Regions from separate parts of the Mus musculus genome. Here all the other regions are linked to region 1. The links are chromatin loops, found by intact Hi-C in ENCODE. Cell type or tissue: left cerebral cortex. All regions are shown on one strand.

Region 1 (4,000 bases):
GAGTTCTTTGATTTCAAAGCCAACCTGGTCTACAAGTACCTGGCTAGCCAGAGCTACATAAAGAGAGCCTGTCTCAAACAAACAAACAAACAAACGATATTAGCTTTTGTTTCTTCAGTGCACTCTTTGCAATTCTACACTATTCATTTACTACAAACCTAAATCACATTTGTTACACATCAGTTTCACCTTCTGGGTCCTCACTAACTACAGGCTCTTTTCCTCATGGATACTAATATGGTGTAGAGATACACAATCAAAAACCTCTTTGCTTTCCATTTCACACATTAGTTTCCACTTACATGTTTCCAATACAATTAGAGATTCCACTCCCTTCAAACGTTTTCTAATTTTAAAGAATTTAAAAGTTAGAAGCTAATTACCACTACATTTTACTTCCTTGTAAAGAATTCTGTGTTGCTTTTCAAATCTAAAAAAAAAAAAAAAAAAAATCTAAAACAGAATTGGCCAGAGTGTTCTTAAGACTACACTGTCATTCTTTAGGAAAATGTTTAACTTCTCAAAAGGCCATTTTTTCTTCATTAATAGTGCTAAGAATTAAAATAATTAAGTGGCAATAACTTAAGTGAACCTTCCTCCCGGTTCAAAGGAGTTGCACTAATACACCTTAACTCATCTCAATGGGAAGCACACGGTGTGTGCTCAAGCATTTGCAAGTGCGTGACCCTAACAATGCAAAAATGAGCGCTTGTATGTCTACTCTCTCAAAAAAGAAGAATTAAATGCAAATATAAAACATTTACTTACCTCAAATTAAAGTATAGTAAGATTTTTTAATGTGTTTTGTTTTTTCAAGACAGGGAATTGTCTGTGTTGCCTTGTCTGTGTTGCCTTGTCTGTCCTGGAACTCCCTCTGTAGACCAATTGGCCTTGAACTCCACCTGCCTCTGCCTCCTGAGTGCTAGGCTTAAAAAGATCTTACAGGCCTGTGCCATCATGAACCCTCTTATGAGATGCAGATGTTTTTCAAACAGTGAAATGGGAATGAATCGAAGTAAACTTCTAATATGGCTTAATCCCATGTTGCTTTTTAAAACAGTATTTATGTCAAACTGACCAAGTCCAAAGTTACTCAAAACTCCACAAAACGTCTCCAAATTCCAGTCAAGGCAGGCATAATGTTATCTTATGCAGACCATCACCTTACAAAGTAACAGACAAAATAAACTCGCAACTTTGTATCACAAAGAAGCTAATGTAATAATGTATACATCCTCTATAAAGTGTTTCTCTCAAGATTTTTCACAGCTAGGTAAGAGCTGGCAGGTGATAAAATATACAGGCGACTAAAGGCCCTGGAACATTTAGTAGTAAAAAGATAGCAAACCCTCTCCACCACCCACCCCAAATACACTGTGTCAAGAGCTTAGTGGGTTCCGAGAGGCCAGGGTGCTTGCTTGCTATGGCTCAGTTAACACTATTTTTGCTGCAACCACCAGACACAACAAATGAATGCACGTAAACCAAACAAACAGCCTATCCATAAATGTGCTGACTTCTTCCTGCAAGTCCCAGCGCACCCTTCCACCGCCAACAGTTCAATGAGAATATCATACAATGAAATGAGTAAGCAACACACGCCATTCTGCAACTTTGAAAGACGGTCACCAATCTTCCGCAGCACCCCGAAGAGCCACTATTGCTGATCAACTAACTCATTGGCACTAAAACGGTTTCCTTAATTTTCAAGCCAAGTTGCCGAATAACCACTTTTTAAGACAACACTTCTTGCCCAGTTCATCCACCCGGCACAGTCCTCACGGACGCTCAAAAACAATCGAAAGCCATTGCCTGCCCAGCTGGAGTTGAAGTTACTCGTCCAGCGACGTTTAAAGCTGTCTCCCCTAAACAAAGTGCTCTGGGCCGTCAGCGCCGCGGAACCCGGCCGCGTTCCCGAAACTCCGACTCGCCCGCTTACACCTGGGCCCGTGCGATCCCGAGCGCCGGCTGCGGAGCCGGGCGGTGCGGTTCGGGGCGGTGGGGGATGGGGAGGACAGGCTCGAATGGCTTCCTAATGTATCATTAAGAAGCAAAAGCACCGGTCTGGGAGCAAGAAAAGTTAAAGGAGCCGCGAGCTGACAAAGAGCGCCGGCCGCCGCACCCGGACCACCCGGCCGCGGCGTTTGACAGCTCCGTCCCTGGCGCCCACAGCTTTGTGGCTCCGAGAGGCCGGGCCGGCAGCAAGCTGGGCGTGCTCGGCGGGGCGTGTGCGGACGCCGGGCTAGGCCCTGGGGAAGCCGCCGGGCGGTTCTCCCAGAAGCGAGGCCGAACTCCAAAGTAAAGTGCGCGGCGCGGCCGGCGGGACCTGCGCGGGCGCCGCCGAACCGGGCCGCGCCTGGGCCGCCCCGCCCCCACCGGGCCGGGGGCCTGACAGCTCCGGGCCGCGCCGCCGCTGGCCGCCCGCCTGGCTCCCTCGCGCTCAACTTACTTCTTTCTGGCTCTCTGGAAAGGGGAAGCGCCATCTTTGCGAGGCCGGCCCCGAGGTCTTTTGTCTGCGGCTGCGGGGCTCGGGGCCGGGGCTCCGGGCTCCTCGGGGGGTGCTGGCGGCGGCTGCTGCTGCTCCGCGCTCCGGTCCTCCTCCGACGACATCCTAGTCACCAGGAAAGACACATGGATCCCCGTCCTCCTCCTGGGGGGCTCCTCCCGCCGCAGCGGCCGCAGCCGCCGCCGCTGCTGCTGCTCGAGTTGCTCCTCCCCGGCTCAGCCTCTCGCATTTCCCGCAGCCCCGGGAGCAGCAGCAGCAGCAGCAGGTACCGGGAGAGGCGGCAACATGGAGCTAGCAGGACACGCACTCACACACATCGGCGCGGGCGCGCGCACTCGGCGCGCAGGGGCCGGCGGGGGGCGGCGGGCAAGCGGGCGGGGCGGGCGGGGCCGGCCGCGCGGGGCGGGGCGCCGCGGCCAAGGCTGGGGCCGGCGGGGCCGGGCCGGAGGGCGGCGCCGAGCGGGGCGGGGCGGGGCGCGACGCGAGGGGCGCGGGCCGGGGGCGGCCGCAGGGGTCTCCGCCCGGCCCCTCCCCCAGGCCGCCCGCGGCGGGAGGAGAAAGGGCCGCGGAGGGGGGCGGCGGGCCGGGCCGGGCCGGGGCGGGGCCAGCCACCCCTCCCCCGCGCCGTCAGCCCGTCAGGCCCACGCCGCGGCGAAGTTTTGACAGCTGCTCCAGTTGTTGTGGTGGGTTCCGGGGTGGTGCGAGCGCCGGCCCCTCGGTCGCGCGCTGGCGATCGCTCCCTCACACACTGCTCGCTCACGGCGTTCCCTGTGGCTAGCTCCCTCACGCTCGGTTCAACGCACGGCTAGCTCTCGCTCTTCCCTATCGTTTGCCCGCTCTCCGGCCGGCGCTTTGCTGCCTCACGCTCAGGATCGCTCCCTCACGCTAGCTTTCGGCCCCATCAAGCTTGGCTCCCTCACGCTGGGATCCCTCTCGCTCGCTCGCGAACGCTCCCCCACGCCCGCTCTCTCTCTGGGGGCAGCAAAGGAGGAAGTTTTGCGGCTGTGCGTTCACCACACAAACAACACACGCACACGGCAGTGGCCGTCGCGCGAGGCCTGCACCCGGGTCCCCCGGGGCGACCCGCACCACAGACCTCTCAAACTCGCCGCCGGCTCGCCCACACACAGGCGCCTCCCGCCCCCGCCCCCAGCGCGCTGCTGCCACTCACGGGGCTGAGTCCGCGCATGCGCCCCGCGCTACCCGGCCGCCGCCGCTGACCTCACCGCCCCTCCCCCGCCCGCTCTGACGCGGCGGTGGCTGCAACTCGGGCTCTGGCGGGCGCTAAGCTGCGGACCGGGCATCCGGGATCAGGGTCCAGCCCGGCCGGAGGAGGGGGGAGGGATCGATGTAAACACTCCGGAGCGTGCACCCGCGTGCGGTGCGCGCACGTGCGTCCGCGACCCCCTGCGGGCGTGGGCCGCTCCAGGCCTGGCGGAGTCCCACGTAGGCTTCCCTAGTGCGGCGCAACCGTGGCAGGACAACGTTAGATCC
Region 2 (4,000 bases), 61 kb before region 1:
ATATCCAATATATATAAAGAACTCAAGAAGGTGGACTCCAGAAAATCAAGTAACCCCACTAAAAAATGGGGCTCAGAGCTGAACAAAGAATTCTCACCTGAGGAATACCGAATGGCAGAGAAGCACCTGAAAAAATGTTCAACATCCTTAATCATCAGGGAAATGCAAATCAAAACAACCCTGAGATTCCACCTCACACCAGTCAGAATGGCTAAGATCAAAAATTCAGGTGACAGCAGATGCTGGCGAGGATGTGGAGAAAGAGGAACACTCCTCCATTGTTGGTGGGATTGCAAGCTTGTACAACCACTCTAGAAATCAGTCTGGTGGTTCCTCAGAAAATTGGACATAGTACTACCTGAGAATCCCACAATACCTCTCCTGGGCATATATCCAGAAGATGTTCCAATGGGTAACAAGGACACATGTTCCACTATGTTCATAGCAGCCTTATTAATAATAGACAGAAGCTGAAAAGAACCCAGATGCCCCTCAACAGAGGAATGGATACAGAAAATGTGGTACATGTACACAATGGAGTACTACTCAGCTATTAAAAAGAATGAATTTATGAAATTCCTAGGCAAATGGATGGACCTGGAGGGCATCACCCTGAGTAACCCAATCACAAAGTAACTCACACAATATGTACTCACTGATAAGTGGATATTAGCCCAGAAACTTAGGATACCCAAGATATAAGATACAATTTGCTAAACACATGAAACTCAAGAAAAGAACAAAGTGTGGACACTTTGCCCCTTCTTAGAATTGGGAACAAAACACCCATGGAAGGAGTTACAGAGACAAAGTTTGGAGCTGAGAGGAAAGGATGGACCATCTAGAGAGTGCCATATCCGAGGATCCATCCCATAATCAGCTTCCAAACGCTGACACCATTGCATACACTAGCAAGATTTTGCTGAAAGGACCCAGATAGAGCTGTCTCTTGTGAGACTATGCCGGGGCCTAGCAAACACAGAAGTGGATGCTCACAGTCAGCTACTGGATGGATCACAGGGCCCCCAATGGAGGAGCTAGATGGATCTGCATCCCTATAGGTGGAACAACATTATGAACTAACCAGTACCCCCAGAGCTCATGTCTCTAGCTGCATATGTATCAAAAAAATGGCCTAGTCGTCCATCACTGGAAAGAGAGGCCCATTAGACTTGCAAACTTTATATGCCCCAGTACAGGGGAATGCCAGGGCCAAAAAGTGGGAATGGGGGGGGGGGGGGATGGGGGACTTTTGGGATAGCATTGGAAATGTAATTGAGGAAAATACCTAATAAAAAATATATATATATATAATTCACAGGTAAGTTGACAAGAGAAAATAATCATCTTGAGTGAAATTACTCATACCTAAAAAGACAAATAGTCACTTATATGTCGATGCTAGCCGTTAAATCACTGATATAAGCAAGCTTCAATCTGTATAGCCGGGAGGGGGGGGGGATACTCTGCAGGAAAGGGAAATTGAATACATATTTATGGATGGGTAGGGAAGAGATTGGAACAGGATGATCAAATAAAAAGAAGTAAAGGAAGGGAAGGAGGGACAGATAAAGCCAAAAGCCATTTGAGAAATTGTATGAAACTTAATACAGTAGACGCTTCTTACACACACACACACACACACACACACACACACACACACACACACGTCAGGGCTTTAAAAAAAAAATTACAGGACCTTAGTTTGCCTTTAATTCCACCACTAGGTGGCAGAGGCACGCAAATCTCTGTTATTTCCAGGCCAGAGAGAGCTACATAGTGAAACCCTATATCAAAAAAAAAAAAAAAAAAAAAAAAAAAAAAAAAAAAATTACAAGTACTTTGTGTATATATTACAGCTTCTATGAGCAAGTGTGTAGTGTCTGCACTCTCCATCTATGTGCATTTCTTTTGCTCTTTCTTAGGCTTTTTCTTGTTTGGCTGTTTTGTTCTATTCCGATTTGTTTGCTTTGTTTTATTTTATTGCTATTCTTTAGAGGCTTGTTTGTAATTCTGAGAGATAGAAAGCTTGAAGATTAGGTATGAGAGGGGAGATGGGAAGGAACTGATAGAAGCAGGGGGAAGGGAAAACATAATATATTGCATGAAAAAAATCTATTATACTTTTTAAAAAAACAACATAGCTCAAATTGATCAACACATCAATTGAATGCAATTTTCTATCAAAATATGAACAATTTTCTTCAAGGAACAAGAAAAGTTAATAACAAAATATATAAGGAAAGACCAGGCATGGTGGTGCATGCTTCAAACCAAAGTAGAGTCAGGTATATCTCTATGAATTTGCCCCTAGTCTGGTACCCATAGGGAGCTCCAGGCCACACGGGGCTATATATGAGGCCCTGACTCAATAAATGAATGCCTTCAGAAGGTAAAACAATCCTGAAACTGTGGAAAAGCAGATAGGGGTATAGAGGGATAGGGACACATGACCTAGAAGAACTATAATACCTGACTTTAAAATATACAACTCGTAGGTAGGGTGTAATTCAGAACTTGAGAGGGATGGAACTAATACTGTAAGTTCTAGACCAAACTGAGCTATAAACAGTATCTCCTCACACACAAACTTTTTAAAAAAAAGGAAAGGAAAGGAAAGGAAAGGAAAGGAAAGGAAAGGAAAGGAAAGGAAAGGAAAGGAAAGGAAAGGAAAGGAAAGGAAGATGCTCCACAAAGTGAGCATGCAATGCAGAAGAAATAAAGCAGGCCCCTAATTCTAAACATGTACAGTTGGGTCATATCATTCCATAAAACCCAAAACTTTGTAACTATTAAAAGTGCAGAAGCGCTTCAAAAATCACCCCTCATCACAAAGACATCTTTAGATATGGAAAGCCCATGGGGAGGAGGGGGGAAAGAAGACACCAAGAACAACTAAAGCAAAAACTTAACTAATAAGGTTTCTAAGAAAATCTGTCCAAGAAAGGAAACCATCAACAAGATGAACAACCTGCAGAATGGGAAGTGAAGTACAAATTATTCATTAATAAGTGATATACTTGCAACATATGTAAGACATTCAACTCAAAAGCAAGAAGAGGGTGTGTTATATGACAGAGAATGTCTAAGAAAATATCTCATCATAGAAGTAAAAACCAAAACCACAAAATGTCATCTCATCCTCCCAAGTAGCTATAAAAAATAATAAGACAAAAATGACTGGTGTTAAGATAAAAGACTGTCCTCATATGCGCTGATAGTAAGAATGTAAATTAGCCCACTTAAGACTGGAGAGATGGGTCTTCCAGTCTGGACTGGTGCCCTGAGTAGACCTTGGGCACTAATTCTGTAGCCAGTCCCACAACTCCCAGAGAAGACCCACTCCCAGGAGCTCTTACACGCCCAGGACCACAGGACCACAGGACCATAGGATCCCTGGATCCCAGAATCCCAGGAGTTTTGCCACACCAGGATCTCAGGGTCCCAGAGGTAGCTTGACTCCCAGGAGCTCTGACACACCCAGGATCTCAGGATCACAGAATCACAGAGACAGCTGAACTCTGAGGAGTTCTGACACAACCAGGATCACAGGAAAGACAGACTTCAGTCAGATATAGCAAAGGCAGGTAGCACTAGAGATAATCAGATGGTGGAGGCAAGCATAAGAACATCAGCAACAGAAACCAAGGTTACTTGGCATCAACTTGGCAAAACTCTGATTTAAAAATCACATCTCATGATGATGATAGAGGATTTTAAGAAGGACGTAAATCACTCCCTTAAAAAAATACAAGAGAACACAGGTAAACAGCTAGAAGCCCTTAAAGAGGAAACACAAAAATCCTTTAAAGAATTACAGGAAAACACAATCAAACAGGCGAAGGAAATGAGCAAAACCATCCAAAATCTAAAAATAGAAATAGACACAATAAAGAAATCACAAAGGGAGACAGACAACCCTGGAGTTAGAAAACATAGGAAAGAGATCAGGAGTCATAGATGCAAGAATCACCAACACATACACGAGAGAATCTCAGAT
Region 3 (4,000 bases), 77 kb before region 1:
CAGTATTCTTCTCCTAGTCCTACTCTTCAAAAATTGTCAGTTTGGCAGTAAGAAGTGAAACATGCCATGGTAGTTGGGATGATATCAACTAAAGATTAAACCTGTGATCTCATTCAGAGCACAACTGGATAAATGACTGTGAAGATCAGTGATAACTTATGAAATATTCCAGCCAGCATTTGTATAATGGATAAACCAGACACTAGCTCATTTAATTGGCCACTTTTTACTTTTCATAGGGTTTTAAATGTTCAGTTACATGCAGTCCAATTTGTAAAAGACAGAACTAACAATTTTCATGTCTGAAACTGAAGAAACAGAAAGGAGAATTTTCATATCTGAAACTGGGGGCGGGGGGGAGAACATGAACAATGTCTCAGCCTGTAAAGCCCTGCTAAACAAGAATTAAAACTTGAAGTCAGATCTCAAGAATCCACATCAAAAGCCTATAATCCCATCATTTGGGAAGCAGAAATAAGAAGATCCCTGGAGCTCATAGCCAATTGGTTGTCTGATTTAAACTGACCCTGTCTCAAAAATCAATGTGTGGGTGTGCCAGGTTAGTGATGCATGTCTTTAAGCCAGTCTGCTCTACAAACTGAGTTCCAGGACAACAAGAGCTACATAGTGAAACTCTATCTCAAAAAGACAAGATAAAAAACCAGGGACCAAGTATGGTGGCACACATACTTTAATCAAAGCACTTAGGAAGCAAAGGCACATGATCTCTTTGAGCTGAAGGCCGGCTTGGTCTGCATTAGGAGTTCCAAGACAGCCAGAGCTACACAGTGAAAATCAGCAAGCAAACAAGTAAACCAATGTAGCCATCAACAGAGTAAACCACTGGACATCAACCCCCTGTGTATATCAATCATTACCTCCTATGGACACAGTTGTTGCCCATGGATGGATACAGTCACCTCCTACAACGGTTAGTTTTAATTATCAATTTGATACAACCTATAATCATCTGGAAAAAGTCTTGATGAGGAATTATCTAGACCAGGTTGGCCTGTGGCCTTATAGGTAGGGGATTATCTTATTTAACTGTCCATTGTATTAAGTACCATTCCCTAGAGAGAAGAAAAATAGCTGAGGTGCTAGAGAGATGGTTCGGTGGTTAAGAGCATACCGCATCAAAACATGGCAACTCGCAACCACCTATAACTCCCATGCTGGGGCCTAGCAAACACAGAAGTGGATGCTCACAGTCAGCTATTGGATGGATCACAGGGCCCCCAATGGAGGAGCTAGAGAAAGTACCCAAGGAGCTAAAGTGAACTGCAACTCTATAGGTGGAACAACAATATGAACTAACCAGTTCCCCGGAGCTCTTGACTCTAGCTGCATATGTATCAAAAGATGGCCTAGTCGGCCATCACTGGAAAGAGAGGCTCATTGGACTTGCAAACTTTATATGCCCCAGTACAGGGGAACGCCAGGGCCAAAAAGAGGGAGTGGGTGGGTAGGGGAGTGGGGGGGTGGGTATGGGGGACTTTTGGGATAGCATTGGAAATGTAAATGAGGAAAATACCTAATAAAAAATTAAAAAAATATATAACTCCCATTCCAGGGAGTTTTTTCGACTTTTGAGGACACGGGGCATGTATGTGCTACATAGACTTACATGCAGACAAACTATGCATTCACATAAAATAAAAATAAATGATCTTTAAATACAAGTAAGCCAAATCATTAATGAAAAATATATTTCTAAAAAAATAAGAAAGCTGTGAGCAAGCAAACAAGGATACACTCTTTCTTTGCTCCTGATTGTGGATACAATGTCTACACAAAGCTCATGCTCTAGCCTTGACTATCCTAAAACAACAGACAGTAAGTTGGAATTGTGAGTCAAATAAATCCTCTTCTTCCCTACGTTGTCCTTAGTCGGGGTATTATCCCAACAACAGAAATGAAGCCAGACACTTCCCAACTTTAAACCCAGCCTAAATAAAAATACTCAGTTCCACTTAGTCACAAAATTCTCTATAGCCAAAAGGGGAGGAGGGAGCGCCTAATTAATTTTCTAGCCACTAGGTGGCACATGTGCCATGTAACTAGACTACAGTAGAACCTAATTCCCAATAAGGAAGCTTCTAAAAGAACTTAAGTATCTATACTTCATGAAATATCACTGGTTATATGGCATTTAGGAGATACAAAGAAAATTAAATCTGACCTCTAACTTCATGTACTTATACATCATTTCAACCCTTTAACACCACCACAACTCTTGATGAACCCTAAAGAATTAGGTTTAAGACAAGAGAAAGTTTAAGTCAACAATGGCTTAAAAATCTAATCATCCACAACAGACAGACATCTTTAACTCAGCCATGGACCATAGGACCATGACAAGTTAATGAACTTTGGTTTGTTTTCAAAATCAAATAGATAATGCCTCCTAAAATAAAGCTATCCTTCAGATCAAAAAATATAATGCATGAATCCAAGTGTAAACATGAAGTTGTTATTAAGTATGAGTACACAGTTGCTATTCTGGCTGTACACATTCACGCAGTATGGTCTATATAGTCTTGCTCATCTCACCTACAGCTTATCTTCCTCATGTATACTAAACAGCTACTCAATGAATTGTACCTGTGGCTCTTGATGTACGACCACAAATTATCTAAAAATAGTTTAGGGTGTAACAGAAAGAACACTCCTGACTTCTTTGTGCTAAGAAGTTAACACTTCATTTCTTTTTAAAAAATAATTTAATTTTTATGTTTATGAATACACTGTAGCTGTCTTCAGACACACAGAAGAGGCATCAGATCTCATTAAAGATGGTTGTGAGCCACCATGCAGTTGCTAAGAATTGAACTCAGGACCTCCAGAAGAGCAGCCAGTGCTTTCAACCACTGTGAGCCATCTCTTTAGCTCCATATTTCATTTCTTTATACCAACTATTTATAACAAGATTATAACTACATACAATATACTGTATACAAATAAAGTAGATACCTAGTCTTCATAAATCTCTCTCAGGGGGCTGGAGAGATGGCTCAGCGGTTAAGAGCATTTACTGCTCTTCTGAAGATCCTGAGTTCAAATCCCAGCAACCACATGGTGGCCCACAACCATCCATAGTGAGATATGGTGCCCTCTTCTGGGTTGTCTGAAGACAGCTACAGTGTACTTACATATAATTAATAAATAAATCTTTAAAATCAATCAATCAATCAATCAATCTCTTTCAGAAAGAGAAAATGGTAGCAGGAACAGTAACTGACATGACAGAAGTATGCTTATTTAAGCTGGGAATGTAGCTTGGTTAATATAGTATTTGCCTAGCATACAGAAAGCATTGTATTTAATCCTTAGCACCATACTAAACCAGCCATGCTTATTGCCCCAGCACTCAGGAGGGAGAGTGAATTTGAGCCTAGCCTACGGCCCTATCTTTTAAAAGAAAAAAAGGAAAAACCATGGGGGTGGGGGGAGTGTGCTGGGGGGAGGGGGTCATGCATGGAGACTGGAGAGATTGGTCAGAGGTTAAAGCAAAAGCTTCCAACCACCTGTCACTCCAACTCTGGGAGATCCAGTGCCTCTGTCATCTGATGGCAAATACACTCATGTCCACATACTCAAACACAGATAACACAAACACATATAATAATTAAAAATAAAATAATCATAATGGGCAATAATAGCATATGCCTTTAATCCCAGTATTCTAGAGGCAGAGGCAGGTGGATCTCTATCAGTTTGAGGCCAGTATGGCCTATGTAGTGAATTCCAGGACAGCCAACACTACATAAAGGAAACACTGTTTAAAAAAAAATTTAAATAAGATAAATTTTAGTATGTGCATAGTATAATGAGGTTAAAGGAAGAAGTAGATAGTGTGCTTAATAAGAGCAGAAGCCCAATGATATGAAAATTGACTAGCAGATCTCTGACTCCCCACTTTTAAAAAAAGGAGCAGTCTCTGCCAGAGGATATTCATTTTAAAAATAAGGATCAAGAGGCTCAGTCAGCAATGTGATCA
Region 4 (4,000 bases), 210 kb after region 1:
AAACCTGCCTTGAAAACAAAAAATAACAAAAACAAAATAATGTATTTCAGGGGCTGGAGCAATGGCTCTTGCAGAGGGTTAAGGTTCAAGTCTTACTACTGACATGGCAACTGAGAACTGTAACTCATTTCCAGGGAATCTGATGATCGTCTGGGTTCTATGGGCCCAGGCATGTACGACGTATACACATATGTACAAGGCAACAATTTATATAAATAGAAAAGTTTGTAAGTCTGTGATTACACAAAACTAATTATTTTTAAATAAATGCTATTTTGTCTTACTTAATATCTGTCTATGACAAAGAGGCAGCTCTGTAGCTTCTTTTTTCCCAGTGAAAACCAGACACCGTTATCAATATTTATTGTGTATTATGAAGTTGCCATGTTCAGTGCATTTAGAGAAAAGCCTGGTGGGTGACCTGGGAGGGAAGTGAGAAACAGTATTGTGGTGTGTGTGTGTGTGTGTGTGGTGAGTGTGTGGTGTGTGTGTGTGTGGTGTGTGTGTGTGTGCATGTGTGTGTGTGCGTGTGGTGAGTGTATGTGTGTGTGTGTGTGTGTGTGTATGGTGTATGTGTGCGTGTGTGGTGAGTGTGTGTGTGTGTGGTGTGTGTGTGTGTATGGTGTATGTGTGCGTGTGTGGTGAGTGTGTGTGGTGTGTGTATGTGTGTGGTGTATGTGTGTGTGTGTGTGTGTGGTGAGTGTGTGTGGTGTGTGTGTGTGGTGTATGTGTGTGTGTGTGTGTGTGTGTGTGGTGAGTGTGTGTGGTGTGTGTGTGGTGTGTGGTGTGTGTGTGTGTGTGTGGTGTGTGTGCATGTGTGTGTGTGTGTGTGTGTGTGTGTGTGCGTGTGTGTCCGTCAGGCTGGGTTTACACAGGGAGATGCGTACTCCACCTATTTCTTAAAGCTCGCTTCCCAACATTGTCTTTGTTCCGACTCTACAGAACCACTGGCTGTTCCCCTAAAGCAACCTTCTTAACGCTTCAACCCCGTAGCACAGTTCCTCCTGCTGCAATGACTCCCAACCATACAATTATTTTTGAAGCTACTTCCTAACTGTCATTTTATTACTGTTATGAATTGTAATGTAAATATTTTTTGAGATAGAGGACTGCGAAAGGGGCAGTGACCCACAGGTTGGAACTGCTGCCCTTGCTAAGTTCAGACCATACCTGAGCTGCTCCCTCCTCAGCAGCAAACCACTGAACAGTCCTTACAGTGCCAGTTCAGGGGCTGGGAACGGTAGCTCTGGTGGCAGATCCCATGCCTAGGAATCATGAAAGCCTGGATTCCATCCTTGGCAGTGGATAACAGGGCACTGTAGCACACACTTGTAATCCTAGCATTCCGGAGGCAGGACGGTCAGAAGTCGAAGGTTAGGGGCCAGAGAGATGGATTTCAGTTAAGAATGGGTTTTGCTCTTACAGAGAACATGAGTTTGGCTCAGATAACTCAATTGCTAATAACCCCGGCTCCTGATCATCTGACACCTTTTCCTCTGGCCTCCAAATTCATCTACACACATGGGTACATACCAACCCACAGACACACATTCATTTACATAATTTCTACAAATAAATAACTAGGACAAGGTTATACTCAGCTGCACGGCAAGCTCAAGGCCAGCGTGAGCTACCTGGATCCCCTCTGAATACATTTAAGTTAGCTCCTCCTACAATTTGTCTTACCCTCTTTTGGAGAGGCATGCTTTTACCATATGCTGTATATTTTACAGAAGCTTCGATTATTACATTTTGTTTTGTGAGAGAGGGTCTCACTATAGAGCCCTGACTGGCCTGGACCTACCTATATAAAGGCTAACTTCAAACTCATAGAGATCTGCCTGCCTCCGCCTCTTTAGTGCTAGGATTAAAGGCGTGTACCACCATGCCTGTTGATTAATTTTGTTGTTGTTGCTTCTTATTCCCAACTCTTGGCTGACAGTACTCGAACAAGTAACACACGTTAACGTTTAACGGTTCCTGAGTGAAATGGCTTGCGTGGCTCTGGAGAGATAGACGACAGGGGTATTCTGGGATACAGAAGGCCGGATGCCACAAACAGGTTAGTTAGAGGTGAAGCAAGCTACCTAAATTTAGAAAACGTCTACTGATGCCTCAACTGGTGGTCCTCCCTTCCCCAGCTCCTGCTGCACGGCTCGCCATCCCTGACCGGTTCACTGGCGGCTGTCGCGCCGCCCCACGGTGGCCCTGGGCGCCGCTCGGCGACCTCCCCCTGTAGTGCGCGGCCCTCCCGTCGCCCCGCGGCTCTCACCTCTGTCCCGGATTCCGCTCTGCGAAAGTCGCTACACATCGCCCGGCCAGCTCCGCGGGTTCAACCTACCCGCCAGCAACGCCATTTAGCAAAAGCGCGAAAGACGCAGCCAGTCAAAGCAATGACCCTGTGTGCGCGTGCGCACTGTGCGGGCTCGGAGCCAGAGAAGCCGAGGGCATGCGCAGTAAAGCTGCGGCGCCCTCTTGGTGACGCCAGTCTCCTGCGTTTCCTTTAGTCCTTATGGTCCTTATGTTATCTTCAGTTACTCATCTCGACGGGTCTTTATCAGGCAAAATTAACATGTACGTGATTTCTAAATCTTATTTAGTTTTTTGTTTTTGTTTTTTAGAGACGAACTTCCTATGTAGTCGTGGCTGTCCTGGAATTCACTATGTAGACCAGGCTGGCCTCGAACTCACAGAAGTCTGCCTGCCTCTACCTCCTGAGTGCTGGGATTAAAGGCGATCACCACCACTGCCCGTGCTTACTTGTTCTAAAGAAACTTAAAGTACATCTTCCTGCCACGGTTGTGTATGCCTGTGATCCTAGCACTCGGGAGGCTGAGGCAGAGAATCACCAAGAGTCGGATCAGGCTATAGTTTGGGCTGTAGTATGAGATTGTGTCTCAAAGGTACTAGGACAAAAGTTTACTGATTTGGGCTTTTGGTGTGTCAGTGGTCCCAACAACTCCTGAGGCTGAAGCCAGATAATAGTTCGAGCCCAGGAGACTACTCTGGGCAGAACAGCATAACCAGATTAACAGGAGAAGTAACACCGTTACTGAGCAAGCTCGCTCTTCTTGTCCTTTCTTGAGGCAAAAGCCTATGACTGGCTGTGGTATTTATAGATAACTGGGGTGGGAAGAGAAAAATGTATATTGAATTGAAAAGAACTGTGGAAATACACTGAGCCTGTGAAGTTTTCAAGCTCTTGGTTTGGTTAGGTTTGTTGTTTGCCTTTTGTTTGTTTTCTTTCTTTCTCTCTCTCTCTCTTTCTTTCCTCCTTTCTTTTCTCTCTTTTCTCTCTTTTCTTTCTTTCTTTCTTTCTTTCTTTCATTCTTTCTTAGATATTTTCTTTATTTACATTTCAAATGCTATCCCCAAAGTCCCCTATACCCTCCCCTCGCCCTGCTTCCCAACTCACCCACTCCCATTGTCTGGCCCTGGCATTCCCCTGTACTGGGGCATATGATCTTTGCAAGACCAGGGTCTCTCCTTCCATTGATGGCCGACTAGGCCATCCTCTGCTACATATGCAGCTAGAGACACAGCTCTGGGGGAGGGGTACTGGTTAGTTCATATTGTTGTTCCTCCTATAGGGTTGCAGACCCCTTTAGCTCCTTGGGTACTTCCTCTAGCTCCTTCATTAGGGGCCCTGTGTTCCATCTGATAGATGACTGTGAGCATCCACTTCTGTATTTGCCGGACACTGGCATAGCCTCACAAGAGATAGTTATTTTCTTTTGTTTGTTTTTCTCAAGTTCTAGAAATACAGGCCAGCAGCACTCCTATGAGATTCTAGGCATTGGCACTTTAGTGCATGCTAGTTAAGCACTCTTGCAGATGAATTATATTCCCTGGCCCATTGTGTTAAGATCTTGGGTGGAGGAAGGAGTGGAGAGGAGAATAGTTTTCTTAACTGTTGCCTGTCAAACGCCCACTGATTAGATAGATAGAATATTTATACTCTGTACATCTCTGAGTACAAATCTTATGTGTACAGTACACA
Region 5 (4,000 bases), 260 kb after region 1:
GGTCCAGGCTTCAAAAACAGACCGACTGACAGACAATCGAAATGGGCAGGGCATTGGTAACATGCACGGAAGGAAAGATATCTTGCTTCTAGTTCTGGGTCCCATTTGGGAGCTTCCATCCTCTTTATCTGTCTTCTGTTTCTCTCTCTAGTTCCCCTGAATATTGTTTTAGGTTTAGGATTATTTGCTCCCTTGCATGCAGGAAAAAAGAAAGAAAGAAAGAATTACCCAAGGGCTGGCAAGATGGCTCAACCAGTATGAGCACTGACTGCTTTTCCAAAGGTCCCGAGTTCAAATCCCAGCAACCACATGGTGGCTCACAACCACCCGTAATGAGATCTGACACCTTCTTCTGGTGTGTCTGAAGACAGCTACAGTGTACTTACATATAATAAATAAATAAATCTTAAAAAAAAAAAGAATTACCCAAGAATGGTCAACTAATCTAATTCTTCTCCTGTGGAAAATCCACAATGCTTTAAGTCCCAGTAAAGACCAAGTGAATTAATACATCTCTAGAAAGTTCCTTTGGCATCACAGTCAAGAACTTTAGAGGCTAACATTTAGGGTGCAAGTGGGGTTTCCAGTAGGTAGGTGTTTTCCTTCTTAAGTCTCCTTTCCACAATGATGCTGGATAATCACCCTATCTTTGATATTAGAAAATATTTCCTAGTAATATTGATGTGGCATTGACTAAGGTCATTTATTCCTTAAGCCTAATTATGCATATGTTGATTTTCTCCCAGGATACATTATGCAGTGCTCTATCATAGAAAGTCATAAGTATTTTTCTACAGTGAAGGTTATTTATTCGTTCAACATTCAGGTGATTTTTATCGGAGCACCAAATGTGTTAAGCATGAAGCCCTGCCCTAGGAGAACCTATAATTCAGGAGAGGTGAACATCTACTAATAAGTACCCAAACTAGCTTTAAGTGTTAGAAATAAAATCAAGAGATTGTTGGGGTAGAGAATAAAGTGAACATTGAAGTGAGAATTAAGAGGAGAAAGGGGCTGGAGAGATGGCTCAGCGAAGAGCACTTGCTGCTCTTCCGGGAGACCCAATTCAGATTCCTGGTGCCCATTCACAGCTGTCTATAACTTCAGCTGCATGGGATCCTAAGCCTCTGGCTTCCAAGAGCACCTGCTCTTACATACATGCACACACCAGCAGACATAGCGACAGATAGACACACAGCCAATAATCTTTAAAAAAAATTGCAGCTAGATAAGCCGGCAGTGGTGGGGCACACCTTTGATCCCAGCACTAGGGAGGCAGAGGCAAGTGGGGCTAGCCTGAACTACCTACCGAAAGAGTTCCAGGGCAGTATGGGCTACACAGAGAAACCCTGTTTCGAAAACAAAACATAACAAAACAAAATTGCAATTTGTAAAAAGGAGAGAAGAGAAAGAATTCAGGCCTCGCAAATGGGGTCATAGTCACCTTATGCATGTTAAAAATAGACTCCAATCTCTTCCACTGCAGGATAGATGCATAGGCTAAAACGCCGGGCTGCCAGCACTAAGGATGGCTGACAAGAGGGCGGAGCGTGCGCGTCCCCGATTGGCCAACTGTAGAGTGACGTCACGAGGCAGAGCCTCTGGGCTCCCGGCAGCTCCTGGGTGGGGAGCGGCGCTGCCTGCGACCCGGCACCTTGGCACTGGGCACCCAGGGGCACGCTGGGGCTGGTGGGGACGGAGCGCCTCGTGGCCGAGCATGGCGGGCTCGCTGCCTCCCTGCGTGGTTGACTGCGGCACCGGGTAAGAGCCGCGCCCCACGCGCCCACTCACGCTTCGCTGGGCGTCCTGGAGCCATTTCCCCGCGGGGTCAGACGGCAGGAGGAGCGCGGAGGGATGGTGCACGGAGGGATGGTGTGCTGAGGGACAGAGCTCAGTCTGAGGGGTTGGGGAGTTTGAGGGATAGAGCTTAGGTGGGGTGGGAGCTGGGGGACGGAGCTCAATCTGAGGGCTTAGAGAGTTAAGGGATGTGGCTCTGAGAAGATGGGGTGCTGAGGGCATGAGGCTGCGGGGTTACCGGGTGGGCTGCACCTTGCCGGGATGTTGCTGCAGATACTTTCTCTGCAGGGCTTGCACCTGAGAGCTCAGAGTAGTTCCTCTCCCCCCCATCCCCGGGGTGCTTGTCACCTGTCCTCATCCTGTGCACTCACGCGCGCGCGCGTGTCACCTTTCCCTACTGATGTACCAACCACCTACTCGTGGAGATGTTTACACGTGCCATGTCAACTTGACACCCAGTCCCCTTTCCCACTCTGCTCTTTTCCACTCTGAAATGGCACAGCCTAGCCCAGCTCCTGCTTTGGTTTGCATACACTTATCTTTGCTCTTAAAACACACACACACACACACACACACACACACACACACACACACACATTAAAAAAAGACTAACATTTTGAAAAAAAAACAGCCCTCTCCTTTTTGGGGAAGTAGATAACTCTTTTCTTTTTTGAAGATGTTAATTTTTCAGAAGAGACCTTAAGAATGGCTTATGCTGTCAGGCTTAGCTAATTTTAGGAAGGTGGCAGCCAAACCTCCAACCTGGGAGTTTGGGAGTACCTGCTGGCATTGCTGACAAAGTACTTCATAAATAGCTTGCAAATAAATTTAGCCTCTTAAAATGTTTTTCAAGGGATGGTAATCCTTTGTCACCGAATAGTCTGTGGCATGTTCTCTTGCAATTCTTTCCTGTAGAAAAATATACTTGGTTTGGTTTCCTTGACAACCTTGTGGGGGTGTCTTCTAATTTGCTACAGTCCATCTCCTACTGATGTGTCTTTCCTTTTGTTGCTCCGGAACCAGCAGTGGTTACAGACTGGAAAACATGTTCTATTTCTGCTAATTTTTCTTTTGGAAATAAACGTTATAGAGAAGTTTTGTTGCCCTGTATTTGAGAAGTTGCTGACTTCCCTAGACTTGCTCAAATCAGTATGGCTCTTGTGGACCATTCCCCCATGTGTTGGCTCCCCTTACTGTCTCACTCTATCTGCCACTCCCTTCAGTCTGGAAGTGTCAGCAATGAGGGCAATATGTAAACATTGTTTTTATGTTAATGTCTGCATGTGAGAACTTTGGCTTTGTGTTGCCTAAACTGCTGAGACTTGAAGCTCTCTCTGCGCAGTGTTAACAGTAAAGCAGCACTCCCTGGGCCATCTGTGCTGTATTTCTTATTAGTAAGCTGACACCGTATCCATTGTTCTTGCTATAATGATCTAAAGAGTGCTCAGTCTTGACCTTTTGGGGTCAGTGACTGATGTCACCTTCACCTTCAGTAGATCGTCATGGCCCAAAGCTGTGCTTCAGGCTAGCATCTTTAGGCTGTCAGAGGCTCTGGACTCAGTGACAGGGACCTGGGGTTTCCTGTGGGTGTTTTCTGCCACTGAAGCCCCTGTGGCTATCACGAGTCCCCAGTGTTCAGTGTGTGAGCAGAAGATGACTGCATAGCCTAAGCGTTCCAGCTTCCATGTATTAGTGATTCTTGCATTTCTTGTTTTGGATTGAGTTTTACCTCAGAATAGAACTAAATGTAAAATGCAGCTAAAAATAACAAGGACTGAGGAACATAATAGACTTGGGAGATCTCATTTTAGACTGAGTTTTACCTTAGAATAGAACAGTGCAGCTAAAAATAGCCAGGATTGAGGAACAGAATACACTTGGGAGACTCATCACGTGGGCACTACTGATGAGATGGGCAGGTTTTTGTTTTGTTTTGTGTTGGTGGTGGTAGTAGACGTAGAACCTGGGGATCTTGTTAAGTGGAGCCTCTACCACTGAATTGCACCCTGAGTTCCAGTCTTGTCTGTCAGTGTGCCCTCTCTCTGCTTCCCTGTCTCACTGTCTGTCTTTCTCTCTCTGATACCCACCCCCTCTTAAATAGAGTCTTCTTGTTGTATAACCCAAGCTTGTACTGAACTTGGAGAAATCCTCCTGCCTCAGCCTCCTAAGCATTAGGATTGCAGTTGTGTGCCCACATGCTCAT
Region 6 (4,000 bases), 240 kb after region 1:
ACTCTGCACTGAAAAATATGAATACATTAAGTGTTTGCCCATATGAACTACTGGAAGTCAATGAGCTACCACAATTAATTAAGTTTTCTTCCTCAGAGTGATGTGAGTGCAGCTGCCTTGAGATTTGTATTCATCAAGTAATTTGTGCTTTGACATAAGGATCAAAGCAGACTAACTCAGGATAAAAGAATTTGAACCGATTTATTAAAATGCATGCAGGATGCAGAGAGGTGGCTCAGTGGTTAAGGGAACCTTGCGGAGAGGTCTGGCATTTGCTTCCCAGCCCTCACACCAGGCAACTCACAACCACCTGGAACTGCAGCTTCTGAGAATCTGTGGGTACTGCCCACACAGACCACGCACACATGAGCTAAAAACCCAAACAAACTGCAAACCAGCAAAAGAACAAATACCTCAACTGCCACGATTGGACACAGGTTCTGGAGCTGCCTCTTGCTGAGCCATTTGTGCTTCTATCTCCTCACAATGTCACACTAGTGTTTAGTGAGCAGCTTCCACATGCCTGTTGCGATGGTAAATGCTATGTATAGATGATCTGTGTCATCTACACATATAGGTTAGCCCCATTTGAGAGGTATGAGCCAAACTCTTAGGGCATAGCTACGATGTCAAACAGCACACAGCCTCAAGACCATGAGTTGGAATGCTGATGTAGGTGCCCTGAGCTGCACATCTTTAAACGAGCTGGATTTGCCATTTTAGCTATAATCCCCTCTCCGATGCTGGCCCCAAACTCAAGGTCTTAGCCTCTGATGTGCTGGGATTGCACATGGGATTGTTCTAACTTGTCTCTTCAGACAGAAATATGGAGATTTTCCCAAGGTCCCTGGAACTGCCTGAAATGTCTTAGGTGCCACTCTTTAGGTCAGCTGAGTTATTTACGTCTTGGGGGACTCTGACTCACTGACCTGGAGATCCTGTGGCACAGTGTGACATTCATGCTCCTTTCTCGAATACAGTACCTTAGAGTCATCTGTGTACACAAATGATTCTCCTGTGTATCCTACACACCAGAGGGGCTGATGGAGCTCTTCTCTGTGTCTCTTAGGAACTCGGGAGTATCCCTAGAAGACTTGGCTTTCTCCAGAAGTGAGAACCAAAGGGCTGGTGACTGGTGGCACAGAACTGCTCCCGAGATCTGCTCTGATCTCAGATGGATGCACCTGGAGAACAGCACCTTTCAGAGCTCCTTCCTTCCCACTTCCGCTTTCCTTCCGCCAGTAAAGGAAGACCGCTGAGCCAAAGTATTCAGACAGAAGAAGCTTGCCTACCATCTGTCAAAGTCAGTGACCAAGGTTGTATTGTCCCTGGCGTTCTCTTGGATCCCTTTCTCCTTCCTTCCCTCCCTCCCTTCCTCCATCAAAGCTCTCAAGCTCTTCTTCAGCCATTTACTGACCTGACTTTCCATCTGTTTTATGACCAGGATTTGACCCTGGGTTTGATGCTTATATGATGGCAATTAGAAGTATCTGCACTTTTCTTTTACAGGCTTTCCTGAAGCTAATGTATAGAAGATTAAGAAGTATTCCTTTCATGCTTCCCCAAGTCCTAAAGAACAGATGACTGGCCAACACTGCCTCCTAGTGTCTCAGCTCGATGCTGCCCAGAAGGGTGGATGTGAGGGCTGTTTGGGTTCTAATGCTTATAATATTTGGGTTATAATGTACTCACTGTACAAACCTATGGATTACAAAGTTTAATCATTAAATAAGTGCCAGGATCCCAAGAAATTAATACTTGACTTTTCAGGGCCAGGATTAAAATCCAATGCCAGAGCTCACCAGCCTTCACCAGCCTACACCAGCCTTCACCAGCCTACACCAGCCTACACCAGCCTTCACCAGCCTTCACCAGCCTACACCAGCCTTCACCAGCCTACATCAGCCTTCACCAGACTACATCAGCCTTCACCAGCCTTCACCAGCCTTCACCAGCCTTCACTAGCCTTCACCAGCCTACACCAGCCTTCACCAGCCTACATCAGCCTATACCAGCCTTCACCAGCCTGGAGGCAGGAATGAGAGGCCAAGTGGGAAACTACCACCCCTCAGGAAAACATTTCTCTCTTCGGGCTTTAAAATGTCACGTGCACCCCCAAATGCTTCTGAGGACCACACCAGGGTCTGAGGTGCTAGTTTGTATTTAAACAATTCAAAATGGGTTGGGGACACAGAGGATGCTGAAGGTGTCACTCGGTTAGTGAAGGGCTCTCTTGGCACCCATGGAGTCCTGGGTTCCATCATTGCACCTTAAATCTTCCGTGCACACCTGTGACCCCAGCACTTGGAAGAGAGAAACAGGGAGATCTGCAGTTCAAGATTGCCCTCAAGCTCATGAGCATCTCATCCAAACGGTCCAAGCCTGAGATACACAGGTCTTATCTGCTGATGAGCAAATGAACAAAGACAAGTTGTTTGTTTGCTTGCCTTGTGGATTTTAAAAACAACTATTCCGAGTGAACTATGCTGCAGGGTTGCTTTTCACTTACATGCCCCACTGGACCAGAAGTCTTGTTACAAGACCATCTTTAGAGCCCTGTGATTCTGTGTACAATGTCTTACATCAGTGGCTCTTTTTCTTTGTTGTTGCTGTCGTTGGTTTTTCGAGACAGGGTTTCTCTGTGTAGCCTTGGCTGTCCTGGAACTCACTCTGTAGACCAGGCTGGCCTCGAACTCAGAAATCTACCTGCTTCTGCCTCCTGAGTGCTGGGATTAAAGGTGTGCACTGCCACCACTGCCCGGCACATCAGTAGTTCTTAACCTGTGGGTCATGACCCCTTTGAGGGTTGACATATCAGATGTCACAGGGTTCGAATATCAGGTATCCTGCATATTATATATTTACATTTATGATTCAAAACAGTAGGAAAATTATAGTTATGAAGTTGTAACAAAAAATAAATTTATGATTGGAGGTTACCACAACGTGAGGAAATGTATTTAAGGAAGGTTGAGAACCCCTGTCCAACAATAAGGATGTGGCCACACTTGGCTCAAGACTGTTTGCTTCTTTGAGATTCCTCATGGATTGTTGTTTTGTCCTGAGACTGCAGGTTATGTAGCTGTTCCTTTGGTGAAAGAAACTGCCACCTCTGCCCCTCTTCTCTGCAATCTGTTTCCTTCCCACACTCTGGGCTTGGTGCTACATTAGGCATTGAGCCAGGCCTGGATCCAGCATGTGGGAGGGAACTAGAAGAGAGATGGGGGTAGCAGTGGCAGTTCAGTTCTTCTTTTCACTCCCACCAAGGTGCTGAGACCAGGTCTAAGCATTACCTTGGGAGGTCTCCTGCATGGACCCCATCAGTAGTGAGGCTCGCTTATGTTTCTATTTTCATAATTTAGTGACCCTGCCCAGTTATCAAGTTTCTTATTATTTACTTATTTATTTATTTGGATATGTTTTTTGGTAAATGTGTGGAGAGCAGAGGACAACCTGCAGGAGTCCATCTATTCATTCCTTCCAAAACGTGTGTTCTATGGGTTGAACCAGCTGAACCATCCCACCAGCTCCCAATTGTTTTCTTGCTGTGTCTAGTTTATTATTAATTTGTGTAACTTTTTGAGACAGGGTCTTGCTATGTATCCTTGGAAAGGATTATACTCATTTTGTAGATCAGGCTGACCTCAAACTCATAGCAATTCTCCTGCCTCAATAAGTGGGTTTAAAGTCATGCCTGTCCCTGGATGTATCTTAAAACCCTCAGCTTATTTGCTAACAAACATAGGTGTCAGTCATAAAAGAGCCAGATGCTAACTGCTATCTGATGTGGGCATTGATTTGAACTCACCCTTGCCTTTAGACAGTACATGCTCTTGTCCCCTTCATTGTATTTCCCCTGCCCTCTACTGCTTTCCTATCCCACTGTCCACCCACTTACCATCCCCTCCGCTGTTCTGCTTATAAGACTGCACCGAGTGCTGTGTGCACTGCGAACTGCACCCCGAGTGCTGTGTGTGTTGTACACTGCACACTGAGTGCT
Region 7 (4,000 bases), 340 kb after region 1:
TGTATATTATCTATTGATGTTGAGTAGTTCTGACATCTTCAATAGGTGAAACAGAAAATTAGAAAACATATCTACCAGTGGTGTTTTATCTTGTTCTCTCCTTTCTCTCCCTTCAGTACTAGGAATAGAATGCAGGTCATTGTAGGCAAGCACTCTGCTAGTGAGCTACATCTCAACCCAGCATCCTTTACAAATAGTCCCTTTCCAGTGAAACCCAGATGCAAGTCCAAGATTCGAGCAGAGGGAAGGCAGTGGTTTAGATTTGGGCCGGGTCATGGGTTTAACAGTTACAGAACGTTTAAACCTACCCACAACATTTAACTGTGCTTCCTGCTAATGTACTCTAAAACAGTAAGATTTCTTTCCGTCTTAGTGGGAAAGGAAGCCCGGTGTAAACAACTAGTCATGGCTGAATTCAGGGATTTTAATGCAGGGGTAGGATGATAAGTGATAAGCTATCTCATAATGCCCCGCCGGGGTGTCTGCTGGCTGCTTGCTAGGCTCAGCACAGGTGCTCAGGAAGCAGGAATTCAGTGGCATCGAGTGAGGTGAGCATGATGACTTATGGGCACCCGGTTTGAGCCCAGTTTGGTGCCTCAGGGGCTTCCTGGAGCTAATGCTTCCCATGGGGTTGTACCACAGTGGCTGTGGCTGCACTTCTGGCATCCACGGCAGTGCCACTGGCCACATGTGGCTGCTGCATCCTTCAAATGTGGTTGCAACAAGAAGGCATATAAAATTTTGTTTAATTTTAATTGATACAGATATAAATAGAAATATTGGACTAAGGGCTACACTGTGGGACAGCTCAGACTGGTGTCCTCCAGGCTGGTGTGATCTGCTCAGAACAGGGAACACAAGGATGGGAAGTAAAATATAATCTTTGCGAGGTGGTGACACACACCTTTAATCCTGGCACTCAGTAAGGAGAGGCCGGCAGATCTCTGAGTTCCAGGCCATCCTGGTCTACAAAGTGGGTTCTGAGACAGCCAGGGCTACACAGAGAACTCGTCTTGGAAAACAAAAACAAAAACAAAAAAGAGAGCAAGCTTGCTAGTTAAGAACATATACTGCACAGGACCCAGCACCCACACTGGGTGCTCATAACAGTGTATACCCCAGGTCCAGGGGATCCAATGCCCTTTTATGGCCTCTGCAGGCACTGGTACATATGTGTAAACATGCACATAGAGAGATGTACACACGCATACACAAAACTAAAAAGTAAAATAAATCTTTAAAGAGAAGAGTGTTTGCGGGGCCAGGAGCAGAGTGTGCTGTGGGTGGGAGGGGACTCAGCATCCCTGGGCCTGATATTTATATTCACTCGGTAGTGATTGAGAAGCCTGAGGCTTGCCCAAGGCCAGATCACATGGGACCTGGAGGAGATGGGTATGCCACTGTGTGCTGGCTGGGATTCTCAGGGAAGACATGGCCTTGCACAGAGGTAGAGATTGAGTTTGTCCTGAGGGCCACTGAGGACTTTGGAAGGATGCACAGTGACTCCAGTGGAGAAGCACTGACTGTGTCATCGCCTGCAGCAGTGTGTCACCTCTGTTAGCAACACCTGGGTTCCTGGGTGCTTCAGTCACCAGGTGTGATAGTGTGGCAGTTCAACACACACAATCACCCTCGAAGTCAAGTCTCAGAATACTGGAAGACAACTGTCCCTGGCCTGCCAGGCCACTGTCCCCACAGGATCAGAGGCCAAAGGAATGCAAATGAAGGAAAAAGAAGTCATGTAAGTGATTCCTGCAGATTCCTGCAGCCCCTAGAGCCAGCCTGAACATTTGCTTGGATTTCAACAGGGGCGTGGTTGGGTGTCTCACAGTTAGGGGGTTTCTCAAATGTACACTTTTAGTTGTCAGCTGAGCCTGTAGCTGCTGTGACATCTAAACTGCAAGAGAGGAGAGGCAGCCTGTCTTGAAGCATGCTTCTTTTTCCTGACCTACGCTGGTTTGCAAGCGCCCTCCTTTTCTCCTGTGTTGTGGGGAGATTGGACCTAGGGCCTTGTATATGCTAGGCAAGTGCGGTAGTGCCGCTGAGCTGCATTCCAGTCCCTTAACATTGTTTCGAGACAAGACAAGCTGCTAATGGTGGTCTCAGACTTGCTCTCTGGCCCAGGCAGGTCTTGAGCTTTCAATCCTTTTCCCTCAGATTCCAGAGTAACTTGGATTACAGTCCTGCAATACCAGGTCTTTTGCCTGAGTGGTTACCACTGTACCTGCAGTTACACATGATGGCGCACAGGTGGCGCCATGTGTCTGTCAAACTGAATTCAAAGTCAAGTGTGAGCTGAGCTGCATTGATGTTCCAGGAGCAGGAAGTATGGTTGCTTTTGATGTTGTGTTACTTTTTTGAACAGGTATTGGAAATGAGACTTAGTGCTTGCACTTGGCCATCTGCTTACCCCCGAGCCATACCCCCAGTCCATATTATATATTGACAATGAACTTGCTGGTGGTAAAGATTTTTAATTTTAAACCTTTCTGACTTACACTTCAGAAGGCTGACAGGTTGTGTGTGTGTATCTAATGTTGTGTCATGGCATTTTCTACCAGCAGAAAGAGGGCACACTTTGCAAAGGTAACTTAAAATGGAGACTTTTGGTAGGGAGGTAATTTTAGAAGGGCTCTTGAAAAAAAAAATCTAGACGAGACAGTGGGTTTCATGAACACTTGACACCCTCACACTGTGCAAAGGGACACAGCAGATGCATCCAGAGCCACTTGGGGAGTGGGGAAGCAGAGGGAGGGGGTGGCCAAAGCATTAAGATGTAAAAATGTACGTCTTCATAAGAAGTTTAGATTCTGTAGGTGGGCAAAGGACTTATCTCTAATTTAAAGTGCACATTCAATTTGGTAAACTTCAGGGGCACCAGAAACGTGTGTAAGAAAGCAGATGTTGCTTGTATCCCTGATTGTCAGTTATTGATTATCAGTTATTGCTGAGCTTTTCTTGCGGCTCTGAGATAGAAGAAAGAGGATGGATGTGTCCTGTCATGGTTATATCTGTGTCCTGTGTGTTCACTCAGCAGTGTTGTAAAAACGTCCTTAATAGAGCAAAGTCTCCAGAAACATCATTGTTCATGAAGTTGGTTCTGTGCTGACCCTTCCCTGTGTTTGAGTACTTGGTGTTTTTCTGAACTTACATCCATTTTTTTCTTTACTTTGTTATGTTTTGGGGCATACCCTAGCCTGAGGCTGACTCTAGGGGCCGCCTCTCCTTCAGATAATTTGGAGTTGGGTGGTTCTACTTTGAGAACCTGCCGACTGGAGAAGGTCTGATCCCTTCCTGACTAAGATGCGTTCTGACCTCTCCAGGCCTATGACTACATTTAGATTTTCAATGACAGTGTGAAGTGCTTTGTAGAGTTCCTGGGTATCGAGCAGGATCTGATGGAGCGAGCTGATTGTTAGTGAGAGATGCTTGTTTTCTGTTGTGCTCCCTGCGGAGAGACACACTGAGGGAAGCCACATCTCCCTGTCTTTATGGTCAGGAGTGGCTGCTCTAGAGCAGACAGCTATGTAGCGGCCAAGTCACCTGTGGGCAGCATGAGGCCCGGGTCCCTAGTTTCTTGGCCTTGCTTGCTTGGAGGAGACTCACATAGGGATGCTGTGATGTCAGAGGTTAGTCAGCTGATGTGACTACAGCGTGCCTGTAAAGGCACACAGCAGCATTTGAAACTTAGGACATATGTGCAGGGCGAGGTAGTTTAGTTTCTAAGTAACATATGTGGTCCTGTTCTCCCAAGCTCTGAGTTACGCAGGTCTACAGCTTCTTAGCTGTATGCCTTTGGGCAACTGTTCAGCTGCCATCTGCTGGTCCTTTAGAAGGAAGAGGGTAAGGGGCCTTGAAATTACACCGGGATATTTGTGTGTGTGTTGGGGGGGGGGGGAGGAGACACACAAACAGCATGGAGCACATTGGCTGACATGGGTTTTTCTGACCTTTGTGATCAGTGTCTGAAGGTGTTTGATGGACAAAGTTTATCCTGGCT

Evidence for each region. Peaks named below come from ENCODE experiments on the same cell type or tissue, not always from the same donor. Only the 100,000 strongest peaks of a DNase experiment are listed, where the experiment ranks them.
Region 2: it touches region 1 in a loop (2.4-fold over the local background); 15 of 42 quality-filtered maps call a loop at or near these places.
Region 3: it touches region 1 in a loop (2.5-fold over the local background); 12 of 42 quality-filtered maps call a loop at or near these places.
Region 4: a loop joins it to region 1, with 2.0 times the contacts of the local background. A loop is called at or near these places in 5 of 42 quality-filtered maps.
Region 5: a loop joins it to region 1, with 6 times the contacts of the local background. A loop is called at or near these places in 3 of 42 quality-filtered maps.
Region 6: a loop joins it to region 1, with 2.0 times the contacts of the local background. A loop is called at or near these places in 3 of 42 quality-filtered maps.
Region 7: it touches region 1 in a loop (2.3-fold over the local background); 4 of 42 quality-filtered maps call a loop at or near these places.

Annotation. Positions count from the first base shown.
Region 1 is chr5:25,495,941-25,499,940 of GRCm38, forward strand. Kmt2c (lysine (K)-specific methyltransferase 2C) reads right to left here and starts at 2,843. Exons shown (of 59, transcript NM_001081383.2): 1 at 2,450-2,843. The coding sequence starts at 2,610. 4831440E17Rik (RIKEN cDNA 4831440E17 gene) reads left to right here and starts at 3,857. Exons shown (of 1, transcript NR_030700.1): 1 at 3,857-4,000. In left cerebral cortex, no CTCF peak of the experiment used is centred here; DNase peaks (open chromatin) are centred at 1,592, 2,042, 2,478, 2,728 and 3 more places; H3K4me3 peaks cover 3,081 bases; H3K27ac peaks cover 1,920 bases.
Region 2 is chr5:25,434,553-25,438,552 of GRCm38, forward strand. The region is part of intron 2 of Kmt2c (lysine (K)-specific methyltransferase 2C); the gene reads right to left. Among named protein-coding and RNA genes, the nearest start is that of Kmt2c, 62 kb to the right of the region's middle. In left cerebral cortex, a CTCF peak has its summit at 1,735 (motif pointing right); a DNase peak (open chromatin) is centred at 1,732.
Region 3 is chr5:25,418,759-25,422,758 of GRCm38, forward strand. All of the region lies in intron 2 of Kmt2c (lysine (K)-specific methyltransferase 2C), which reads right to left. Among named protein-coding and RNA genes, the nearest start is that of Kmt2c, 78 kb to the right of the region's middle. In left cerebral cortex, CTCF peaks have their summits at 2,037 (motif pointing right) and 3,095 (motif pointing left); a DNase peak (open chromatin) is centred at 2,021.
Region 4 is chr5:25,703,406-25,707,405 of GRCm38, forward strand. It overlaps Xrcc2 (X-ray repair complementing defective repair in Chinese hamster cells 2), which reads right to left and starts at 2,392. Exons shown (of 3, transcript NM_020570.2): 1 at 2,273-2,392. The coding sequence starts at 2,311. In left cerebral cortex, no CTCF peak of the experiment used is centred here; a DNase peak (open chromatin) is centred at 2,427; H3K4me3 peaks cover 1,390 bases; H3K27ac peaks cover 595 bases.
Region 5 is chr5:25,758,368-25,762,367 of GRCm38, forward strand. Actr3b (ARP3 actin-related protein 3B) reads left to right here and starts at 1,606. Exons shown (of 12, transcript NM_001004365.2): 1 at 1,606-1,761. The coding sequence starts at 1,718. In left cerebral cortex, no CTCF peak of the experiment used is centred here; DNase peaks (open chromatin) are centred at 1,574, 2,125, 2,721, 3,399 and 1 more place; H3K4me3 peaks cover 3,084 bases; H3K27ac peaks cover 2,797 bases.
Region 6 is chr5:25,732,918-25,736,917 of GRCm38, forward strand. No RefSeq gene overlaps it. Among named protein-coding and RNA genes, the nearest start is that of Actr3b, 25 kb to the right of the region's middle. In left cerebral cortex, a CTCF peak has its summit at 1,607; DNase peaks (open chromatin) are centred at 1,602, 3,167 and 3,856.
Region 7 is chr5:25,837,352-25,841,351 of GRCm38, forward strand. All of the region lies in intron 9 of Actr3b (ARP3 actin-related protein 3B), which reads left to right. Among named protein-coding and RNA genes, the nearest start is that of Gm42237, 67 kb to the left of the region's middle. In left cerebral cortex, a CTCF peak has its summit at 2,250; a DNase peak (open chromatin) is centred at 2,257.